Regions from separate parts of the Homo sapiens genome. Here region 1 is linked to region 2. Evidence: read pairs that join two places in POLR2A ChIA-PET (ENCODE). Cell type or tissue: Panc1. All regions are shown on one strand. Links, peaks and the distances in the headings refer to the core of each region. The heading gives the core; the rest is flanking DNA. Region 1 overlaps WBP1L (WW domain binding protein 1 like). Region 2 overlaps NT5C2 (5'-nucleotidase, cytosolic II).

Region 1 (11,642 bases), core at 2,896-7,895, 370 kb before region 2:
TTTCCAGGGTAGGAAAAACACGAACCTAGCATTTTGATATGAAAACAAACAAGGCTACTTTGTACTTGATGAAGCTCAAGTTGCAGATCCAGTGAGAGCCCATTAACTATTGGTGAAGGCCCACTGACAGTGTTGAGTTTCAGAGACCCCTGCACATTCTGGAGATGGCAGCGAATTGTTGTGCAGCCTACGAAAGTAATAAATATTTCTGCAGTGATTGTCAACAACAAAATGATTTTCTTGTTTGGGGGGTGGGGAGGCAAGAGGCAGAAACCTTAGGAAGCTGTTGCAAACCAGTTTCAGCTTCTGCTACTTTTATTTCTTTCCATTTAAAGCTGGGTGCAGTGGCACATGCCTGTAGTCCCAGTTACTCAGGAGCCTGAGGTGGGAGGCTCACTTGAACCCAGGATTTTGAGGCTGCAGTGTATTATGATGGCCCCTGTAAGTAGCCACTGCACCCCAGCCAGGGCAACATAATGAGACCCTGTCTCTCAAAAAAAATAAAAGACTGAGGCTGCACCAATGACATGGGGTGGAGTCAGGAACCTAGGACTCTTTCTGGCCCACTTTGGAGACCGAGAGCAGGATTCTGTGAGGTTGAGGTCAATGACTGGGAAAGCCCCAAAGTTCTCATCTGTATCTTCCTTCCACCTCCCCCAACCTCTGCAATAAAACAAAATCAACTCCAAGATTGACCATATTTTAGTAGTAAATATCAAACAAGCAAAATGAGGGCCTAAAATACTCCACTAAAATAGAAATTCCTATATTTGATATTCATGCTGCTACTGTAATCATCAGAAAGAAAAACTGTGCTGGTCAAAGATACTCACTCATTAGATGTGTACATGTGTAGGGCCTTGACATTCTACCCCCAACTAATCTTTGCGTCATCTTTTTCTGCCTTTGGACGTATGCCCCATGCGTCCTTGTTTCCATACTTTTATTCATGCTCTGCTCTGCGTAGTGTGCTCATTTTATCCACTGAAACCCTACGTATTATTTCAGTATCCATCTCTTTGGGGTTTTTTAGTTTGTTTGCTTTTTGAGACGAATTCTTGCTCTGTTGCCCAGGCTGACATGCATTGGCATGATCTCGGCTCACTGCAACCTCCGCCTCCTGGGTTCAAGCGATTCGTTCTCCTGCCTCAGCCTCCCAAGTAGCTGAGTTTACAGGCATGTGCCACCATGCCCGGCTAATTTTTATATTTTTAGTAGAGGCTGGTTTTGCCATGTTTGCCAGGCTGGTCTTGAACTCCTGATCTCAGATGTTCCACCCACCTTGGCTTCCTAAAGTGCTTGAGCCATTGCGCCTGGCATTAGTTTTTTGTTTTTTTTTTTTTTTTTTTTTTTTTGAGACGGAGTCTCGCTCTGTCGCCCAGGCTGGACTGCGGACTGCAGTGGCGCAATCTCGGCTCACTGCAAGCTCCGCTTCCCGGGTTCAACGCCATTCTCCTGCCTCAGCCTCCCCAGTAGCTGTGACTACAGGCGCCCGCCACCGCGCCCGGCTAATTTTTTTTTGTATTTTTAGTAGAGACGGGGTTTCACCTTGTTAGCCAGGATGGTCTCGATCTCCTGACCTCATGATCCACCCGCCTCGGCCTCCCAAAGTGCTGGGATTACAGGCGTGAGCCACCGCGCCCGGCCAGTTTTTTTTTTTTTTTGAGACAGAGTCTCGCTCTGTCCCCCAGGCTGGAGTGCAGTGGTGTGATCTCGGCTCACTGAAAGCTCCACCTCCCGGGTTCATGCCATTCTCCTGCCTCAGCCTCCCAAGTAGCTGGGACTACAGGTGCCTGCCACCACGCCCGGCTAATTTTTTGTATTTTTTAGTAGAGACGGGGTTTCACCGTGTTAGCCAGGATGGTCTTGATCTCCTGACCTCGTGATCCACCTGCCTCAGCCTCCCAAAGTGCTGAGATTACAGGCTTGAGCCATTGCGCTTGGCCTCGTTTGTTTTTCAAGAGAAAAGGTCTCACTCTGATACCCAGGCTAGAGTGCAGTGGTATAATCACAGCTCACTACAACCTCAACTTCTTGGGCTCAAGTGATCCTCCTGCCTCAGCCTACTGAGTAGCTGAACCTACAAGGTGTACGCCGCCATGCCTGGCTAATTTCTTAATTTTTGTAGAAACAGGGTCTCCCTATGTTGCTCAGGCTGGTCTTGAAATCCTGGCCTCAAGTGATCATCCCACATCAGCCTCCTGAAGTGTTGGGGAACCACTGTGTTCAGCTCTTGATAAAATTTTCTTTGAAAACAAAAACCTTCTTTGGCCATTCTGTCCCTCAACAGCATCCCTTCTTTGTTTTCTTTTTTCTTTCTTTTTTTTTTTTTTACTGGAAGCTGAGAGGATCATCCAGCATCTCTTCTTTGAGCTCCTCTTGTGTGACTGTGTTTGTCCCTCGCCTCACCATGTTTATCATAGAGTGCGTATGTTTGTTTCTGTGTAACTAACTAAATAAATCCTCCAGGGCAAGACTGATTCATCCAACAGTACATCTTTGTTATCCCCACAGCACATCCTGGGTGGACTGGATGCAACTGTAAATATCAGGTCACAAGTAAGGGGGAAGTGACGATTAATATCAAAATCCTATCTGCATATGTGTCCAAGCCATTTTGGAGTCATACAGACCTGGTTGAGATTCTGGCTGCACTGCCTATTAGGTGTGTGTCCTTGAACGAGTTACCTAACGTCACTGTGTAAAATATGAGATGTCACCATCTGTTGGAATCTTCCCTCTCTGAAATACATGATTTGATGTTTAGCAAAGGATTACATACTGCAGTTAAGAACCGTTTACCTAACTCTCTTTCCTGAAAGACTCAGTAGTAGGAAAGCACCATGGGTTTTTATAGATACCTTGTGGAAGAGATAAGCTCTGTGACTTGTAAAACGCCTTGTCCTGCCCAGAAGCAGGAGAGGTGTGTGTTTTCTTGCCTCAGCAGGCCTGCTACATGCCTGCCTTTGTCCAGCCCCAGGACATAGATAAAGCTAGTGTTCTTGGTTTCTAGCAGTTAAGCAACCTATAGTGTTTCTGCCTGGCAGAGTTCTGGGTTTGGGATTTATCCCCTTGCATTCCCCAAAATTATTACTTCAGGATTCTTTTGTTAATGCCTAGCCTCACACCCATGACATGAAGATGTCTCAGTTTAACTTTTGTTGTGACACTCATGTTGGTTTGAGGTTTGAGTTAGTATTCATTCTCTCCTTTCTTGAGTTAGAACTCTGAGGCATTTAAATGGGTGCGTGCCCAAACCGGAGAAAGATAAGAAAGATCTCTTATCTTAGACATTCTGTGTCTGCCCAGCAGCCTCTGCTCAAAGCTCCTGGAAATAAAATGGCCTTACGCCTGGAGATTATCTCCTACCCTAGAAGCCTGGCAGTTACTGTCCTGTTCTGACAAACTCTCTTTCTTCAGATCCCTTGATTGTAAAATAAGATACCCCTAGACCTTCAGCCCTAGTCGCCGTCAGCCTCAGTTGACCAGATGGCAAAGGTGTGGGAACAGCTCACCAGGTTCCCAAGAGCCATGTCCTAGGAAGGTCTCCAGCCTATTCCTTGTGTGTGGATCTGTTGTGCATTAGGAACAGATGAGAACTTTAGGGCTTTCCCAGTCTTTGACCTCATAGAACCTTGCTTTCCAAAGTGGGTCAGAAGGACCCTAGGACCCTGACTTCACACTCCAGAACACCACCATCATATCCAGTGTGCATGGCAGTCTCATAAACAGGGTTCCAGAGCGCTGACCAGGGACCTGCCTGTCTGCTTAACATTCACCTGACCCTCAGTTCTGGTTTTTGCTGTTTGTTTTTTCCTTGTTTGTAACTTCTGATATTCTAATAGCTGACGCCTGTGTGTTCATAAAGGAAAGAGCCTGTGGAGCCAGAGTCTTCACTCAAATCCTTGCTGTCTCACAGCCAGCTGTGTGACCTTGGGCAAGTTACATAAACCCCATTTGCCTCCATTTCTGTAACTGAGTAATAGGGATGGTAATAGCCACATCATAGGGTTGTTGTGGCTGTGAGATACTTAGCATGGAGTCTGGCTCATGGTCAGGGTTGAACAAATGATTATCTCTCCCCTACCCCACCCCAGAATTTAAAGATTATAAATATATAGACTGCCTACAAAAATGTTGCCAAAAGATACTTAAACAAATTTTCTACAGTAAAAGAATGAATTCAGGTAGCTGTGAGCATGTATGTTTTTGCAGTATGTCTTAAATTAATCCGGTACGGCACAGTGGTTCGTGCCTGTGATGTCAGCATTTGAGGATGCTGAGGTGGGAAGATTGCTTGAGGCCAGGGATTCGAGACCAGCTTGGGTAACATAGCAAGACTCCCTATTTAAAATAAAATTTTAGGGAGGCACGGTGGCTCAGTCCTGATGTCCTGGCTCATAAGGAGGCGAGGTGAAGCGTTCGAGACCAGCCTGGGCAACATAGGAAGCCCTCATCTATAATGACAGAAAAAATTTTAAATAAAAATTTAAAAAGTTAATCTGAGGCCAGACATGGTGGCTCATGCCTGTAATCCCAGCACTTTGGTTGAGGTCAGGAGTTCGAGACCAGCCTGGCCAACATGGTGAAACCCCATCTCTAATAAAAAGACAAAAATTAGCTGGGAGTGGTGGCGCACACTTGTAGTCCCAGCTACTTGGGAGTCTGAGGCAGGGGGATCGCTTGAACCTGGGAGGCAGAGGTTGCAGTGAGCCAAGATCGTGCCACCACACTCCAGCCTGGTTGACAGAGTGAGACTCTGTCTCAAGAAAAAAAAAAAAAAGTTAATCTGAATCCAAAGGGTAGTATTTCCAGCAGTACTATCTCTGGGGGTTCTCTGAATTGCAGAGGAGGAGACTGCCTCGGTAGAAGGATATCTCAGATGCTGCTTGGGGCCATAAGTAGTTGTTAATCTGCAACATTTTTTTTTTTTTCTTGAGACGGAGTCTCGCTCTGTCGCCCAGGCTGGAGTGCAGTGGCACAATCTCAGCTCACTGCAAGCTCTGCCTCCCGGGTTCACTCCATTCTCCTGCCTCAGCTCCCAAGTAGCTGGAACTACAGGCGCCCGCCACCACGCTGGTTAATTTTTTGTATTTTTAGTAGAGACGGGGTTTCACCATGTTAGCCAGGATGGTCTTGATCTCCCGACTTCGTGATCCACCCGCCTCTGCCTCCTAAAGTGCTGGGATTACAAGCGTAAGCCACTGCGCCCGGCCTTTTTTTTTTTTTTTTTTTTTTTGAGACAGTCTCGCTCTGTCGCCCAGGCTGGAGTGCAGTGGCATGATCTCAGCTCACTGCAGCCTCCATCTCCCAGGTTCAAGTGATTCTCCTGCTTCAGTCTCTCAAGTAGCTGGGACTACAGGTATGTGTCACCATGCTTAGCTAATTTTTCTATTTTTAGTAGAGATGGGGTTTCCCCATGTCGGTCAGGCTGGTCTGGAACTCCTGACCTCAGGTGATCTGCCTGCCTTGGCCTCCCAAAGTGCTGGGATTACAAGCATGAGCCATGCCCGGCCCTTTTTTTTTTTTTTTTTTTTTTTTTTTTTGAGACAGAGTCTCGTTCTGTCGCTCAGGCTGGAGTGCAGTGGTGTGATCTTGGCTCACTGCAACCTCTCCCTCCTGGGCTCAAGTGTCCCTCCCACCTCAGCTTCCCGAGTAGCTGAGACAACAGGCATGTGCCACCATGCCCAGCTAATTTTTGTATTTTCTGTAGAGATGGGGTTTTGCCATGTTGCCCAAGCTGGTTTTGAACTCCTGGGCTCAAGCAATCTGCCCACCTCAGCCTCCCAAAGTACTAGGATTACAGGCGTGAGCCATGGTGCCCAGCCAACCTGCAACATTTTGACAACATAATCCTGCTTAATTCTAATTTAGTATGACTTCCTTTTTTTTTTTTTTTTTAAGTTGGTGAATTCAGCATTGAATTTAATTCTGCATTGGCAGGCGGATGACTAAAGTCATTTGAAGAAGGATTTACCCTACCTTTGGCTCATCATGTATGAGGCTGGATCACGTACATAGGAGAACCCATTTTTTCAGGCTAGCAGAAATTGTTAATGATCATCTTGCTTTTCAAATGGCAAAGCTGACTCCTTTGTCACTAGGTTGTAGTAATATTTGTATAACATGGCAGAAAGTGAACTCACTTTCCTGGGAATGCCTGAATTTGCCAACTCAATCTCTTTTTCTCCTCACCCCTCAGATATCAGCGCTTAGTGAACGTTAGTGAGGGGCTGTAGGCAAGAAGTTGATAGAAAGAAGCTGTTGTCAGCAGTCACTTTTTTAGAATATATTGTATTGTACTAGGTGTAATGCCTTGGGTTAAATGCTGCCTTGCACACAAGAATTTATAATCTGTGAGAAGATAAAAATAGACGAATGCTGATTAGAAACACTGTCTTGGGTAGCATCATAAAAGGATGATTCATTAGGAAATCAGGAAGTCTATAATGCAATTTTGATCATTTAGGTTGTATTTTTACAAGTTTTTTTTTGGATTTCTAGTAATTTTGTTGCAATTCCACTTCTGAGATCATCACTGATGAATATTATTTAGAATTATGGGGCCAAGCTTAGTGGCTCATGCCTGTAATCTTAACACTTTGAAAGGCTGAGGCAGGAGGATCACTTGAGGACAAGAGTTCAAGCCTGGACAACATAGTGAGACCCTGTCTCTACAAAAAATAAAAATTAAAAAAACTTAGCTGAGTGTGGTGGCGTGGTGGCGTGTGCCTGTAGTGCCAGCTTTTTGGGAGGATGAGGCAGGAGGATCACTTGAGCCTAGGGTGACAGAACAAAACCCTATCTCTTAAAAAAACAAAACAAAAAAAAAAAAGGAAGGAAGAAAAATATGGAACACTTCATAGCCCATTAGAGCAAGGTTTATTGTGTGTTTTGGTCATAGTGGCATCCCCAGTGCCTAAAACAATGCCTGGCACACTGTAGGCATTCAGTGAGCGTGGAGTGAGTGAATGAATGGTACACTTATGCCATGGCACTCTTTCTGGAGAATTTCAGGTGCCAGTCTGTCTTGTTAGATCAGTGCAGATTACATTGCCCATGAGGGGATGAGGATGCTGTTTCCATCAGTTTGATTGCCAAAGTTAGTGCTGCGTATGTTTTGTGGTTCTCAGTGGTTGCCAGGGAACCGAGGAAGTGAAAGGAAGGGGTTGAAAGCAGCCTCATTGCTGTTCCCTGGGCGGCTGTGCCTTGATGTCCAGCCTTGTCTGTATGGCAGTTTGGCCTGGTTGTGAGAGTGGTGACAAGGCCTGGGATAGACTGACCATGTCTTGAGAATATGTATGTGCTGAAGAATGGCTTCCCAGTCCCCAAACACCGGCAGCAGCAGGAGCCACTTCTTTTACACATCAGCCACCTTTTCCTCTAGCAATGAAGCTGTGATCCATTCTTTCAGTGAGTCTCAAGGAAATGGTTCAGCCAGTTTGGCACATTCATTTTCTTGTCAGGAAAGTCAATGTGACCTTGACCATCATTGGGGACCTGCGGTAAACACGTTGTGTGTCTGGCTGGATTCTAATGATCAAACAGTGCTTTTGGCACCTCACTGTGCTGTACGTGTCATGTGCTCCTAATTTATTGTCCTAGGTTGGGGGTTATAGGTACTAATTTGCAAGAATCATTTCTGACTTACATGGATCATGCCCAGCACAGTGCCACTACCATGGAGGCCTTGGATAAGTATCATGAAAGAAAATTGTTGCAGAAAATGAAAGGAAAGATGAAATATACTTGCTTTGAGTCCTGGACAGTGTAATTAATTTGTAGCTGAGGAAGTTATTGAAAAGTAACTTTTTGTAATCCCAGCACTTTAGGAGGCTAAGGTGGGCAGATCACTTGAGCCCAGGAGTTCAAGACCAGCCTGGGCAACATGGCGAAACCCCATCTCTACACAAAAAAACAAAAATTAGCTGCGCATGGTAGCACGTGCCTGTGGTACCAGCTCCTTGGGAGGCTGAGGTGGGAGGATCGCTTGAGCTCGGAAGGCAGAGGTTGCAGTGAGCCAAGATCATCACACCACTGTACTCCAGCCTGGGTAACAGAGTGAGACCCTATCTCAAAAAAAAAAAAAAAAAAAAAAAAGTAACTTTCGATTTATAAAGCTCCTCTGAAGATTGTTCTCCTTGAGTCATTTCTGGAAATCCGAACCCAAACATGGACCTTTTGTGCTGTGCAAGTGTTGTCTTTGGTAGAGGATTCAGGCCGAGGGAGAGCTGCTGTGACCTCCTGTTTCAGGGAGGGTAGCCAGAAGGGATTTGGCTTACACCACCGACTAGGGAAAGTCAGAGCAGGACACCATCCCCAGGGCCCTTGCTTGTGCAAAGCTTGCGTTAGAGAACTCTTGTCTCCCTGAGCTGAACTTAGTGAAGAAAGCACGACAAACCTAAGGCGGTGAACTTTTCTGAACCAAGAGTTGGTTTAAATATAGATGATCTGCCTTTCTGGCAACTTGGAGGCTGCGGTGGGACTTGTTGTACCTTTTATAAGACAAGTGAGGAAAGATGTTGGCACCTGTACTTGCGCAGTTTGTTTATGAAATATAAACTCTCCGGTGGAAGCGAGGGCTCGAAAGGTCAGTGTCCAAGGTAGCGTGTCGTACCTTAGCTGGGGAAAAGGTGCCTCTCCAAGCCCCCGCTGCGAATTGCCTCATTCCCTAGAGAAAGTTGGGACAGCCAGGCTTCATGTCCTATTATTTACTGAGCACCGACTCTGGCAGGGGTGGGGGTGGAAAAGTTTCTGTGAAACTGACAGACACTGGACTTGATTTTCTTTCCCAGGGAGGAGAAACAATACTCTAGGAGCTACAAAGTCAGTCCTTATTCAGAGCAGTGTTCCTGTTTTCAGCTTTAGAGACTTGATTTATGTACCCCCCAGCCTGCTTAGAGCCAAGGGGTTGCAGCAGCCTGCTCCCATCTGCAGCCCCCACCATCCTCCCACAGTGGGCTCTGGCTCTAGGTGGGTCCAGGGCTGGGCATCGCGGGTCTGCAGCACATCCTCCTCAGTATTCCAGTGCAGCTGTCTGAAGTTTTTTCTGCTGCGCCTGAACTGATGTCATTTCCCCCTTGGCAGACAGCTTCGGCTTTGCTGCGTCTGAGATATGTCACGAGAAGGTGGGGGTGGGCCAGAGCCAGGCAGGGGGAGTAGCGAGGAGAGCAGGAGACAGTGTGCCTGCTCGGTCCCAGGACTCTGTTTACTTTGTCTGCTTTGCTAAAGAAGGCCGGTGAACCAGGACCACCGCACACACAGGCCCACCAGGGGCAATGCTCATTCCAAGACCTTAACTTTTAAGAGCCCTTTGTTCCAACGTTAGTGTGGACGATGCTCTTGCAGGATGCCTTTCCTTTTGGGTCTTAGACAGGTAATTGTTTCTGCACGGATCGGGTTTGGAAGGGAAGAAGGGGTGGGAGCTTGTTTATTGTACTACTGCTTTGGGTGGAGGGAATATTTTAGCAAATGCCTCTCAGTTAGACCAGGCCAGCTCCCACACAGAACTTTCCAGTCTCCCTTCTTGTTTGCTAGTTGCTCCTTACTTTCAGAGCCACCGTGTTCTTAACCCTCTACGTCCCCGAGGTTTCTCTAGGGCTGACCAGTTCTGATTTTCCATCAGACACTGTAAAACTGCTTTGGAAACTTCACGGAGAAACAGCTGAAGAATGGGGCTGGGGAAGGGGAGAGGCAGAGTGCGATTCTTGCTCCAAACCCCTTTTATTCCTTCTCCATTTTGATTTGGCTAGTTAGTGGAGATTTCCTCACAGTCCTCTGGTTCTGAAGGGACTCTGTGTTGGGGGTGGGGTGAGGGCTCCGTTCTTCTTTTAAAGGAAAGGCTTTCTTCCTTTCAAGCATGTGCCTGGGGCTGTGCAGCTGAGGGACGTTCCCGACGCCTCAGGGGAAGGGGTGTGGAATTGACCCCATTTTGGCCTTACTGACCAGTTTTTCAAAAAGACCCCTGTGGCAGAGACTTGATTGCTCGGTGAGCCGCCCTTTGAAGTGGGAGCACTGCATTCATTCCAGCCGGTAAAGCAGTGTGGAATGAGAGAACAGTAGCAAGCCACCAACTGCTGTCTGCTGAGAACACAGCTGTTGCCAACTATTTGTTCCAGGGCTTCTGAGAGTCAGACACCCCCACCCCCTCTTCGTCTGAGAGGCATGTCTGTATCGGAATGTGTAACTGTAACCAGCAGCTGCTGGCCATAAGGGGTGGGGAGGGAGCACACACCCTCTGCTGCCTGTTCCTGGGTGAGGAAAAGCCACAGATGAGCTCACAGCAGAAGCCCTAGAGGGGAGCTGCTAGGGACCACTGGTTGCCCTCACTCTGAGAAAAGTGCTAGGTGGACAACTCTCCCTTGAGTTGCCTACAGTTCTGTTCAAAGGAAGCTCCTCTGAAAAGCCCCAAACATTCCATTACAGCTCTTGTTATCTTCAGAGTGTTGCGTTGACACAGCTGATGGGCAGAGAGGTGACCACTCTGAACATCCCTTCTGCCCCCACAAGAAAGGCTGTCCTTTTTTTTTTTTTTTTTTTTTTTTTTGAGATGGAGTCTCACTCTGTTGCCCAGGCTGGAGTGTAGTGGCGTTAGCTCACTGCAACTTCTGTCTCCTGGGTTCAAGCGATTCTCCTGCCTCAGCCTCCTGAGTAGCTGGGATTACAGGCATGTGCCACTATACCCGGCTAAGTTTTGTATTTTTAGTAGAGACGGGGTTTCGCCATGTTGGTCTGACTGGTCTCGAACTCCTGACCTCCGGTGATCCGGCCACCTCAGCCTCCCGAAGTGCTAGGATTACAGGCGTGAGCCACTGTGCCTGGCCAGAAAGGCTGTCCTTTTAACCTATGGGCAGAGTGAGCCCTGGAGAGGATTTCAAGCAGTGTTGGAAATAGGATGAAGCTGGATGAAGCGTCTCATGCTGTGTCAGCAGGCTGGTAGGGTGAAAACTGCCTAACAGAGTGGAAAGAGTGGGCTGGGAGCTGGAAAGACCTGCGTTCATATCCCAGCTTCCCTGAGGTCTTGGGCAGGCCCTTAACTGTTCTGAACCTCATCTCTGAGGTCACACAGGGATTCCACGAAAGAATGTATGTGAACGTTAGCACCTGGGCTGGTAGAGAGTAGACATAACTCTTACTTTGATCTACTCATTCCCAAAGGATGCAACACTGCAGGGGTGCAGGAAACGAGAAGCGAAGGGACTGATACCTTGACAGGAGCCAGGTGTGCTGGGCAGGAGCCCACAGCCAGGGGAGTGAGCTCTTGCATCTGTAGTCAGTGACTGCCATTGTGCAGTGACGTACAGCTGGGAGGCCACCTCTTACTCTACCGAGACACTGTTAATCTTATATACTGAGGTGGCAAGAGGGCGAGGGCTTGTGTCCAGTTACTTGGACATGTAGTGAGAGAATGAAGCAGTGGGTAGCATTAAACTCTTCAAGGAGAGTGAAGGGTTGGGATGGTTGTTTTGGGAAGGATCTGAGAGGATCAACAGCAGGTGAACCTTTAGCTCTTGTGTCTGAACAGTTGCCTGGTGGAAGGCAGAATTTAGAAGACCTCCGAAGGCCCTTCCTGCCCTAGGCTTCTGTGACTCAAATGTTGCCTGTACAATCTTGGAGTAGTTTTGGTTACATATTTTGTATAT
Region 2 (11,642 bases), core at 4,297-9,296:
CAGGGTTTCTGTAAATATTAAATAACAGATGTGAATGACAGAATCCATGTGTTAAATGAGATAATCTATGTAATAAAGCACTTGGAACGGGTCCTGGCATATAATAAGTACTTAATAAATGTTACCACTTACTGTTAAATATACACAAAGTATGTTTGTGTGTAGACTAGGAGAAAGCATTAAAATACGAAGTGGCATTGCAAAAAACAAAAAGAAGAAATCATAAGGTGCATTAAAGTTTAGAGACAGATTCAGTTAATTATTTTTTTTTTTTTTTTGAGACACGGTCTCACTCTGTTGCCCAGGCTGGAGTGCATTGGCACCATCTCAGCTCACTGCAACCTCTGCCTCCCCAGTTCAAGCGGTTCTCCCACCTCAGCCTCCTGACCAGCTGAGACTACAGGCACGTACCACCACACCCAACTAATTTTTGTATTTTTTAGTAGAGATGGGGTTTCACCATGTTGGGCAGGCTGGTCTCGAACTCCTGTCAAGTAATCCACCCGCCTCAGTCTCCCAAAGTGCTGGGATTACAGGCATGAGCCACCGCGCCAGGCCAATTAAGTGACCTTTTCAATATACAAGATAGTTTATTTTTTCATTATTCTGTGGGAATATATAATCACCTCAGTTTTCAGTAACAAAATGTGCCAGGCACATTATAGATTCTCAATAAATACTTACTAAATTGAACTATTTCAATGTAAAGAGATTGTCTTAATAACCAAGGGAAAAATATTTGTCACTTTTTGACACCATTAACTTCTATTTCTGCTTTAGATAATCTCTTTCAGCTGCCAAATTAACTCACCATTCCTTTCCCTAGAGAGCTAGAATCTTGAAAGAAGAGACTATAGATTTTCTTCCCATTTGAACAGCAAGATCTACATTGGGAAAGTATACTGCTTTCCCCTGCTTTCTGACAAGTGCTCCTAAAAGTGTCTGTGACCAATTAGAAAAACATTAAATGCTGCAAAAATAAGGTTAAGGCAATAGAAAAACAAATAAATGACAAAGAGTATGGAGGGAAGAGAAAAATTCAAATCAGGAACTGTGTATATTTTTAATGTATTACTTGTTTGGTAAAAAAATCATGACCGTATCTATGTAGCAAGTACTCCCGTAATTTCGTGTTTGAACACGTATTATTCATTCACATTTGTAGCCTAAATCGAACATCAAACTGTGATTTGTCTAATTTGAGATGGACAAATTAATACTGTTATATTAATAGTTCCTGAGAAGTGTCTTTATACGTCTTAAGGTTTTTGTGTAAAGACAAAATTTTTTAACAGACAATTTCTGAAAGATTCTGTGTGTCACAGTTTCACATACACGTGCAAGCATATATGCTCAACTTGATCCCTCATCCCCACTACTTCTTAAATTAAATGCATTTCCACGAGATTGAAAATATTTTACTAAATTCTGGAAAGATGTTATAACTACTGATTAATACATTGACTCTTTCAAATATATCTTAGAGAAGGAAGGGAAAAACAGCACAGTGCTGGTGTTTAAGGGCTACAGGATAATGAAAAAAGCTAATGGCTCTAGTTTTTTGTTTGGTTGGTTGGTTAGTTGGTTTCAGAAGCTATATAATTTATTTAATAAAAAAGGATGTGGAAACTTAAACACAAAGTTTACACAAATAGGAGACCATGAGATGGTACCCAATGCCCCACATCCTCATAAGGACAAAACATGCTGATGAAAACATCTACACAGACTAAGGATTCTACAAGTTAAAAAAGAAGTTCATCTTTTCCATATTTGTCATGGAGTTTCAATGACTTCTTGCCCAGTCCTCCATCTAACTGCAGCTGACCATTGGGAAGACTGGCTAAATTCCTGCATATACCCTAGGTACAGAAAAGAAACCCCAGTACATCTCTGAGTTTTTTGGGGTTTGTTTGTTTTTTGTTAAGTTCTGGGATACATATGCAGAATGTGCAGGTTACATAGGTATACATGTACCATGGTGGTTTGCTGCACCTATAAACCCGTCATCTAGGTTTTAAGCCCTGCATGCGTTAGGTATTTGTCCTAATGCTCTCCCTCCCTTTGCCTCTCACCCCCCGACAAGCCTCAGTGTGTGATGTTCCCCCTCCCTGTGTTCATGTGTTCTCAATGTTCAACTCCCACTTATGAGTGAGAACATGCAGTGTTTGCTTTTTGGTTCCTGTGTTAGTCTGCTGAGAATGATGGCTTCTAGCTTCATTCATGTCCCTGCAAAAGGCACAAACTCATTCCTTTATGTGGCTGCAGCTCTAGTTTTTAAAAAGCCTTATACATACTACGTGTGCAATCATTTCAATGGAAAATGAACACATTTCCCATCTGTGTTAAGAATAACATACTGTCCGGGTGCAGTGGCTCACGCCTGTAAACCCAGCACTTTGGAAGGCCAAGTGGGGAGATCATCTGAGGTCAGGAGTTCGAGATCAGCCTGGCCAACATGGTGAAACCCCATCTCTACTAAAAATACAAAAATTAGCCGGGTGTGGTGGTGCATGCCTGTAATCCCAGCTACCTGGGAGGCTGAGGCAGGAGAATCGCTTGAACCCAGGAGGTGGAAGTTGCAGTGAGCCAAGATCGCGCCATTGCACTCCAGCCTGGAGGACAAGAGCGAAACTCCGTCTCAAAAAAAAAAAAACTAAAATTTTTAACTGATACAAGTTTATCTGTGGCAGTGCAAGAGACACAAAATCTCATACCTAAAGAATGGCTAAGAGTAAAAGTCAAAAATGCCCAAATATACCTATCAATATATGATTTTACCATATTATTTCTTACCAGGGTCTCTAAAATAGTAAAATTTAGTACTTTTTCTATCTATGTGTACAAACTCATGAGCCACATCTCAAGGATATCTGATAATTTCAATATTCACAAATCTTACTGGAAGCAACCTGATAATAAAAGCTTCTGGCAGCCAAATACATGATTAAGTCAGCAAATGTCAATTGAATTGCCTACTGTGAACCCACTGTGTTATACCCAAAGCAGCAGTTCTTAAGCAATCAGAAATTGCTACTCACCAGCAAGGGTATAATCCATATCAAAACCAAAACACTTTATCTTTTCCATTGCTAAACTTCGGTTCACAAACACCCTATAGAAAATAATAAAAAATAATATCTCAACACTGGAAAATAAATTCTCAAGTTTAATAAAGTTATTTGGCTATTTTTCTAGGTTTTCTCATTTATTTTTCCAATTGATTTTTTAAACTTTTAAAATTATATATTAAGATGTATAACACGACATGCTGTTTGATATACTTATCTTGATACACATATACACAGTGAAATGATTAATACAGTCAAACAAATTAACATACCCATTATCCCATACAGTTACCTTGTTTTCTTTCTTCTTGTTTATTGTGGTACAAGTACTTAAAATCTATTGTCTTGGCAAATTAACAGTACATAATACAATATTATTAAATATAGCCCTCATGCTATACATTAGATCTCTTAGACTTATTCATCCAACATAACTGCAACTTTGTACCCTTTGATCTACATCTTTCCATCCTTCCCCAACACTGTTTTGTTTTTGTTTTTTGAGGCAGAGTCACTCTGTCACCCAGGCTGGAGTGCAGTGGTGAAATCATGACTCACTGCAGCCTCAGCCTCCTAGGCTCAGGAGATCCTCCTTACCTCAGCCTCCTGAGTAGCAGGAACTACAGGCACACGTCAGCAAGCCCGGATAATTTTTTATTTTTTGTAGAGACAGAGGCTCACCTATGTTGCTCTGGCTCATCTTGAACTCCTGGGCTCAAGCAACCCTCCTATCTCGGCCTCTCAAAGTCCTGGGATTACAGGCATGATCCACCGCGCCTGGCCTCCAATCACTGCTTTGCTCTTTGTTTCTATGGTTTCCTTTTTTGATTGTTTTTTAGATTCCACATGTGAAATCATGCAGTATTCTTTGGTGTGTCTGGCTTATTTCACTTAGCATAATGTCTTCTACGTTCATCCATGGTGTTGCAAACGGTAGAATCTCCTTTTTTAAGGCTGAATATTCCATTGTGTGTATATATACCACAATTTCTTTATCCATTCATTCAGCCCATCAACAGATATCTTTTTTCCATCTCCTAGCTATTCTAAATAATGTTGCAATGAACATGGGAGTGCAGGTATCTTCACAAAGTGGTGATTTTACTTCCTTTGGGCATACAACTAGAAGAACTGCTGGGTCATATGGCAGCTGTATTTTCTTTAGGAAGCTCTACAGCATTTTCCACGGTGGCTGCATCAATTTACATTGCCACCAACAGTGTACAAGTGTTCCCTTTTCATGCATCATTGCCAACATTTATTTCTTATCTTTTTGATAAAAGGCATTCTAATAGGTATGAGATGATATCTCATTGTGGTTTTGATTTGCACTTCCCCTGATGATTAATGATGTTAAGCTCCTTTTCAAATACCTGTTAGCCATTTGCATGTCTGCTTTGGAGAAATGTCTATGCAGGTCCTTTGCCCATTTTTGGGTCATTTCTTTTTTCGCTATTGTTTGAGGTCCTCATATATTTTAGATGTTAATCCCTTAACAGATACATGGTTCGCAAACAGTTTCTCCCAATCCATAGGCTGCCTTTTTGTTTCTCCTTTGCTGCGCAGAAGCTTTTTAGTTTGAGGTAGTCCCACTTGTTTTTGCTTTTGCTGCCTGTGCTTTTGGTGTCCTATCCAAAAAAATCACTGCCGAGACCAAGGTCAAGAAGCTTTTCCTTTGTTTTCTTTTAGATCTTCTCATTTAAATACCAATATTAAAATCCATAATAAAAATTATTCAAGGTTGGGAGCAGTGGCTCACACCTGTAATCCCAGCATTTTGAGAGGCCGAGGCAGGCAGATGGCTTTAGCTCAAGAGTTCTAGACCAGCCTAGGTTAACATGGTGAGAACCCAACTCTACAAAAAATACAAAAATCAGCTGGGGATGGTGGTGTGCACCTGTGGTCCCAGCTACTTGGGAGGCTGAGGTAGGAGGATTGCTTGAGTCTACGAGATCAAGGCTGTAGTGAGCCAAGATCACACCACTGCACTTCAGCCTGGGCAGCAGAGTGAGACCCTGTTCCCAAAAAAATAACAAATAAATTAAAAATTGAAAAATATTATCCAAGTCTTTCTTATACAGTAAATGAAATCAGATATTATACAAAAATATACAGATTTGTGTATTGTGTCCTGGCATTAAAAATGCCATGTATTCAAGATTTCAGGGAAGAGGCTCTCCTTTCCAAAGTCTGACCCCATAAAATAAGATTACTTTTGGGATTTTATAACTCATTCACTTATTAATTTATAATTTATTTAATAAACAAGTCATTTAAAGCCCACTGAAGATAAAAATATAGACTAATTAAATAAATAGCTACTGTCTATTACACCCAGATACTGTGATTGAACAAAAGACTGTACCAGCCCTCATGAAACTTATATTGTAATTTACTCTGTTTATCCTTGAGGAACTCAGCCTACTAGGAAGGAGACCTTTAAATAATTTCAGCAATTCAGTAAGTACTATAAAATAACATGGAGGAGAGAGTACCAGTTGTTTAGAGAGGTCAGGAAGAAATGTTTGAACTGAATCTTAATCAATCAGTAGTTTTCCATTAGGAAAATGCAAGAAAGGCAACGCAGGCAAAATAACCAAGCAAAGAAAAGGTTTACAGTAAACTACAAAGCATTTATTGTGGCTGGAGTTGAGAAGCTTTCTTTGGTTTTGCTTCTGTTTGTTTTCACAGAAAGAGGTTTTCCAGGGGGCAAGGATGGGGGAAGGAGCAATAAAAGCTATGAAAGGTTAGTAGGGGTCAAAATCCTGAAGATTTTGTAAGCCACATTAGGGAATTTGGACTTTATCCCGCATTTAAGACCAAAATATCAGAGTTTAAGGAAATGAAATAATCAGAAAGATCACTATGAAGACATAGGAAAAACTGAACATATAATAGTATGGTAGATCATCAGCATGATGGTCTTTCAGGGTAAGTTTTAATCATCTTTAAAAATAAAGGCCAGGTGTAGTAGCTCACGCCTGTAATCCCAGTACTTTACAAGGCAGGCAGATCGCTTGAGCACAGGAGTTCGAAACCAGCCTAGGCAACATGGCAAAACCCCGTCTCCACAAAAAATACAAAAAAAAGCTGGGTGTGGTGGCACATGCCTGTAGTCCCAGTTACTCGGGAGGCTGAAGTGGGATCTCCTGAGCCTGAGAGGCAGAAGTTGCAATGAGCCAAGATTGTACCACTGCATTCCAGCATGGGTGACAGAGTAAGACCCTGTTTCAAAAAGAAAAAAAAGAAAGAAGAAAAGAAAGGAAGGGCCAGGCACGGTGGCTCACGCCTGTAATTCCAACACTTTGGGAGGCTGAGGCGGGTGGATCACGAGGTCAGGAGTTCAAGACCAGCCTGGCCAACATGGTGAAACCCTGTCTCTACTAAAAATACAAAAATTAGCTGAGCATGGTGGCGTGTTCCTGTAATCCCAGCTACTCAGGAGGCTGAGGTAGGAGAACTGCTTGAGCCTAGACCCGGGAGGCAGAGGTTGCCGTGAGCCAAGATCACACCACTGCACTCCAGCCTGGGCTACAAAGCAAGATTCCATCAAAAAAAAAAAAAAAAAGAAGAATAGAAAAGAGAAAAGAAAAGAGGAAAGGGAACGGAAAGGGAAAAGACAGAAAATAAGGTTATCCTTTCCACTTGATCCTCAGCTTGGTAGCCAAAGTTAAAACTGCATGGCTTCTCCTCTTATTACCAAACCTTTTCTTTGTCTTCATTTCATAAGTAACTGTAGGAAATTAGAATGATATAGATCAGTGGATCTCAAAACTGCAGTGTACATCAAAATCACAATCACCTGAGTAACTTGTTAAAAATAAAAAAGCCTGGGCTGGGCTCCCCCATCAGTGATCTAGGTCAATGGTCTCCAAAGAAGAGTAACTGCATCAAGGGATGCAAAAAGCCTCCACTGGGATACAGAAAGAAAATATCAGATCTTCTATTGATATTTACCTCACCATTTAAAAATGCCTAATTTATATATTTATATATGTTTCTTATTTATTTTCAAGACAGAGTCTTACTCTGTTGCCCAGGCTGGAGTACAGTGGTGTGATAATGGCTCACTGCAGCCTCAACCTCCCAGGCTCATGTTATCCTCCTACCTCAGCCTCAGCCTCCCAAGTAGCTGGGACCACAGGTACGCACCACCATGTCCAGCTATTTTTTTTTTTTTTTTTTTTTTTTTTTTTTGTAGAGATGGCCTTGGAGACTTTTTTTAAAAAGGAGTTTGAGACCAGAAGTGGTGCCTCACACCTATAATCCCAGCACTTTGGGAGGCCAAGGTGGGAGGACTGCTTCAGCCCAGGAGTCTGAGACCAGCCTGGGCAATATAGTGAGACCCTATCTCAACAAAAAATAAAAAATTAGCCACGTGTAGTGGCACATGCCTATAGTCTCAGCTACTCAAGAGGCTGAGGCAGGAAGATCACTTGAGCCCAAGAGGTCAAGGCTGCAGCGAACTGAGATCGTGCCACTGCATTCTAGCCTGGGCAACAGAGCAAGACCCTGTCTCAAACAAAGAAACAAAAAACACCCTCCAACCTCCAGCCCCCAAACATATCACCTTCTAATATTTCATCAAATATCACCCTGTTATTACTGATAAAAGCATCTACTTTATTATATTTTCCCAGTTACATAAATCCTTTTGAAAGTACAACAGGGATAAAAGACAAAATAATGGTTGTAGCTCTAGAAACTAAATGTAACTACTGAAGGCTTTTCAAACAGATTCTTAATTCAGGCTAGAGAGCCAACTGGATCAAATCCTTGATCAGGCCCTAACAGCTGACATGCCTAAAATATTCTATGGGAATACAAGCAGGAATGGATTGGGGATGATTTTTTCCCTTGTGATACAATCCAGGAGAGAAGTATGCGGAACGACATAATAAAAGAAACAGCTTTTACTCTCATAGAAGAAAGATGCTAGCTAGCTTCAAGCACAGCTAACATTACAGGAAAAAGGAGATTTTGCTGTTAATGTCAATCAGTGCTTAAGACAAGAACAACAGTCTCAGCCAAGTACCAGCTTCTTTCTTTGTTAGAAAAGAGATTAAGCTTGTACTGTCATGAAAATATATCAAATCATTTATGTATATTTTTAAGGATTCAAAGATTATAATGTACCTTTATTATCTATGTAAACTCTAGGAATAACATATTTCAGGAATATGAAAATCTGGTTTTGCCAAAATAATCATTGCTACATATCCATCAAATTGCACTTCTCCTCTCTTTAACCTAGTCACATTAACTATTCAATCAACACATTCATTGTCTACTACAAAGCAGATACCATTTTGTGACATATGTCATATAAGCTGTTCTTTAGGGAGCAGAAAGAGCTAGGACAGACTTTATAAGAGTCTAAAATTAGGAAATATGATGTTTTCCTATGAAGTTCTACCAAATATCCTTTATCTTTCCATTTTCATTCAAAATAAGTGCTCTAACCACAAAAGCAATTCCTGAACTTAGAAACAATCACTTCTGTCTCCCCCCAATTCATTTCTATTATGATATTTATAAAAATGAAAAGCCTCACATATATTCTCATCTTTCCTTTTCTTTCCCTAATCTAGGCTACAAAACATGAGGGGAGGCGCAGTGTGGAATTAAATCTAATTTGTTGTATGAATAGCTGAAGTGCATAAGCAAAGCTATAATGGCAAAATAGAACAGCTGTATTATAGAGAACTGCAATAAGCCAAATATAGTTATTTGGCTATATATTCCACAGTTTACAAAGATAATAAACACCCAAATGCTTAAAGTATGCAGTGACTTCAGCACAGAGGCAGCCTTAAAGCATGAAATACCATGTCTCCAGGATACAGTCTTCAAGAGAAACTAATCTCTTGGTCTCAAACTAATGACTACTCTTCACTGAGGTTATAGCAAAACAAAGTGTTAGGTACTATATCAACTAAAAGGTACTATATCAATTACAAGGCTGGCCCACTGCCCCATCATACATTTCAAAACAAAAAGATTTATCTGCTTGAGGAATCCAAAAATTTCTATTGGTCTCCGGACCTTGACTGTACCTTTGCCAATGTCAGTTTACTGTGTCACATTTCTAAATTATTAACAAGTGGAACATACTCCACCCCTATGTTCAAGAGCTTGAACATATCGGAGAAATTAACTTCCCGAAGCTTGCTTTTAAAAAAGCACAAACTTGCCGCCCTAGAAAGCATGACTAAACTAAGCATCCAATCTTAAAGCACAATTAGCCAGCAATTCCAACATACTAAGTCTTTGTAAGTTGCAGATTTGAGCATTAACATGAAAAACAATCTCTAGGTGACAGGAACACTCTAAAACGAAGCACAGACTTCAATATAAAGACAAATGTAACAGCTTTTATTATCATATCCCACAGCAGTTAAGACATTAAACTTGAATAAACTCCATCCAAGTAAATATAAATATTAACCATAAGAAATAGAGCCATTAATATAATGTGCTTTAGAAATAAGAATATTCTCACACTTAAGTAACATGAACATGCAATTTATTAAATTTGAAATTTTGTAAATAGCAATCTTAATGGCTTTAACTTGTAATTCAAAGCAGTATTACCTCATCTGTCACTGGTTGCCGTTTTGAAAAGTGTAAAACTATCTGAGTCAACTAGTTCTTGAAGTCACATAACAAAATTCTTCGTAAGGTCCCTAGTATAGTTTTTTTGTGACTTAACTTCAAGAAGTTTAACCTGAATCAGGCCCCTCAAAAGCATGTATCTTCCGAGACAGTGCTGGAGAAAACACCTCTGTGTTTAATTTAACTTGTCATTGGATATCACTGTTGCTCCACACAAATCCATTTGGAATAGAATTTCTTTGGCAATGGTGAACTTTATCTGTAACTCCTCCCCTTGCCTAGGAGTCACAATTTCCTGGCCAAGTGCCCAATGACAGTTAGTGCAACAACAAATGAGACTAAGGATTCAAGTATAAAATCTTCTTGGGCATCTGTTTTCCTTATGGGCTTGCATAATTACACATTGAAAATTTGCTACAATCAAGAAAAGAAAAAGTTACAAGTGCTTTTTGAGAGGGCAAATTGAAATTATGAACTAAAAAGTATGTGTCTGTATATATGCATATTTTTACTTAATAGAAAATGCTATAATGTGGATTTTTTGTTGAAAACCCAATCTCCAAACTAGTTCCTATTTCTGCTATGGGCACTCCCATTCTCCCACTCAAGCTTAAAATCTAGTTACTATCTTTTGATTCTTTCCTCTTCTTCAAATCCACATCCAATCATCTAATGTGCCTTCATTTAAATTACCAAACGTCTCTGGAATCCAATCTTCCATTCAATTCACAGTGCTAACAACATGTCCAGGTCCTCATTAGTCCAGCAATCATCTCCCAATTGCTCTGCCCTCGCACTAATGCCAAATTAATTGCTTTGAAGTAGTGCTACTCAAAGCATGGTCCACAGGCCAATGCTGGATTATGAACATTTGTTGCTAACCCATGACATGACACATACAGAAATTTTAAGTATTTAGAAACTTTTACAGTAATTTGACAGAGCAATTTTGTTTGTTGAATGTAGTAATAAAAAAGGTAGGCTTACATTTTGTGTCTTCATTTTTCTTGAAATTCATTTTTATTTTATAAACGTGTCCATTTGAAACAGATTGGAAAAAAGTTATTTATAAACTGGTCCTCCCTCACAGACAGTTTGAGAAGCACTGTCCTAAAACCCTGATCCAATCATATCACTCTCTTAAGAACTTTTAGTCATCGCTCACTACCTACCCAATTAATAAATTGCAAATTATTGGATCTTAAAGTTCAAAAACTTTCATTTTGTCAAAATCAGTTTGATCTTACATTGTCCCACATCATGCACCTTTGGCTGTAGTAATCAAAGTGAGCTACTTGCTATTTCCTAAATATGCCCTAAGGCTTTGTTTATATTCTTTTCCCTAAAAGGGCCACCTCAGTTATCTCTAATTATCAAGACCCTGCATCTCAAGTGATTTTGTCAAGGAACTATCAATATTCTGGTTGTGCCACAGAACTATGTGACAGTAATGTCTCTGGGTCTCATTACTTTTCTACTTAATGAAAGAAACTGCATCAGCAACTAAAATTCTATAAAGTTGTGACCCAAATGAGAGGCTTAAACCTTCAAAATTCCCTGTTTTGACACTTACTATATGTTGTCATAGACATAAAATATGGTAGTTCTCTTATTCTTTATTGGATTATAAACTTTGAGACCAGGATTTATAATCTTCCCAACACCTAACATAGGGCCTTGTAATAGCAGACACAATATTTAACTGAACTAAAAATTAAGCTTAAACTAGAAACTTAATAGGGGTTTGTCATTGCCAGAGGCTGTGGGGAGGAGGGAACGGGCAGTTTCCGCTAATGGGTACAGGGTTTCTTGTGGGGGTAATGAAATGTTCTAAAATTAGATAGCGGTATTGGTTGCACAACTCTGTGAATATACTAAAATGATCAAATTGTATGCTTTAAAAGGGTGAATTGAATGATACGTGAATTGTATCTCAATAAAGCTGTTATTAAAAAA

Evidence for each region. Peaks named below come from ENCODE experiments on the same cell type or tissue, not always from the same donor. Only the 100,000 strongest peaks of a DNase experiment are listed, where the experiment ranks them.
Region 1: POLR2A ChIA-PET joins it to region 2 with 8 read pairs; 1 of 35 experiments calls an interaction of 5 or more read pairs at or near these places.

The regions. Positions count from the first base shown.
Region 1 is chr10:102,767,042-102,778,683 of GRCh38, forward strand. The region is part of intron 1 of WBP1L (WW domain binding protein 1 like); the gene reads left to right. Among named protein-coding and RNA genes, the nearest start is that of WBP1L, 29 kb to the left of the region's middle. RefSeq lists enhancers at 8,035-8,566, 9,099-9,630, 9,631-10,162. In Panc1, for the core only: no CTCF peak of the experiment used is centred there; no DNase peak of the experiment used is centred there; H3K27ac peaks cover 4,320 bases.
Region 2 is chr10:103,136,365-103,148,006 of GRCh38, forward strand. NT5C2 (5'-nucleotidase, cytosolic II) reads right to left here. Exons shown (of 19, transcript NM_001351169.2): 4 at 3,042-3,115. Among named protein-coding and RNA genes, the nearest start is that of NT5C2, 51 kb to the right of the region's middle. In Panc1, for the core only: no CTCF peak of the experiment used is centred there; no DNase peak of the experiment used is centred there; H3K27ac peaks cover 1,134 bases.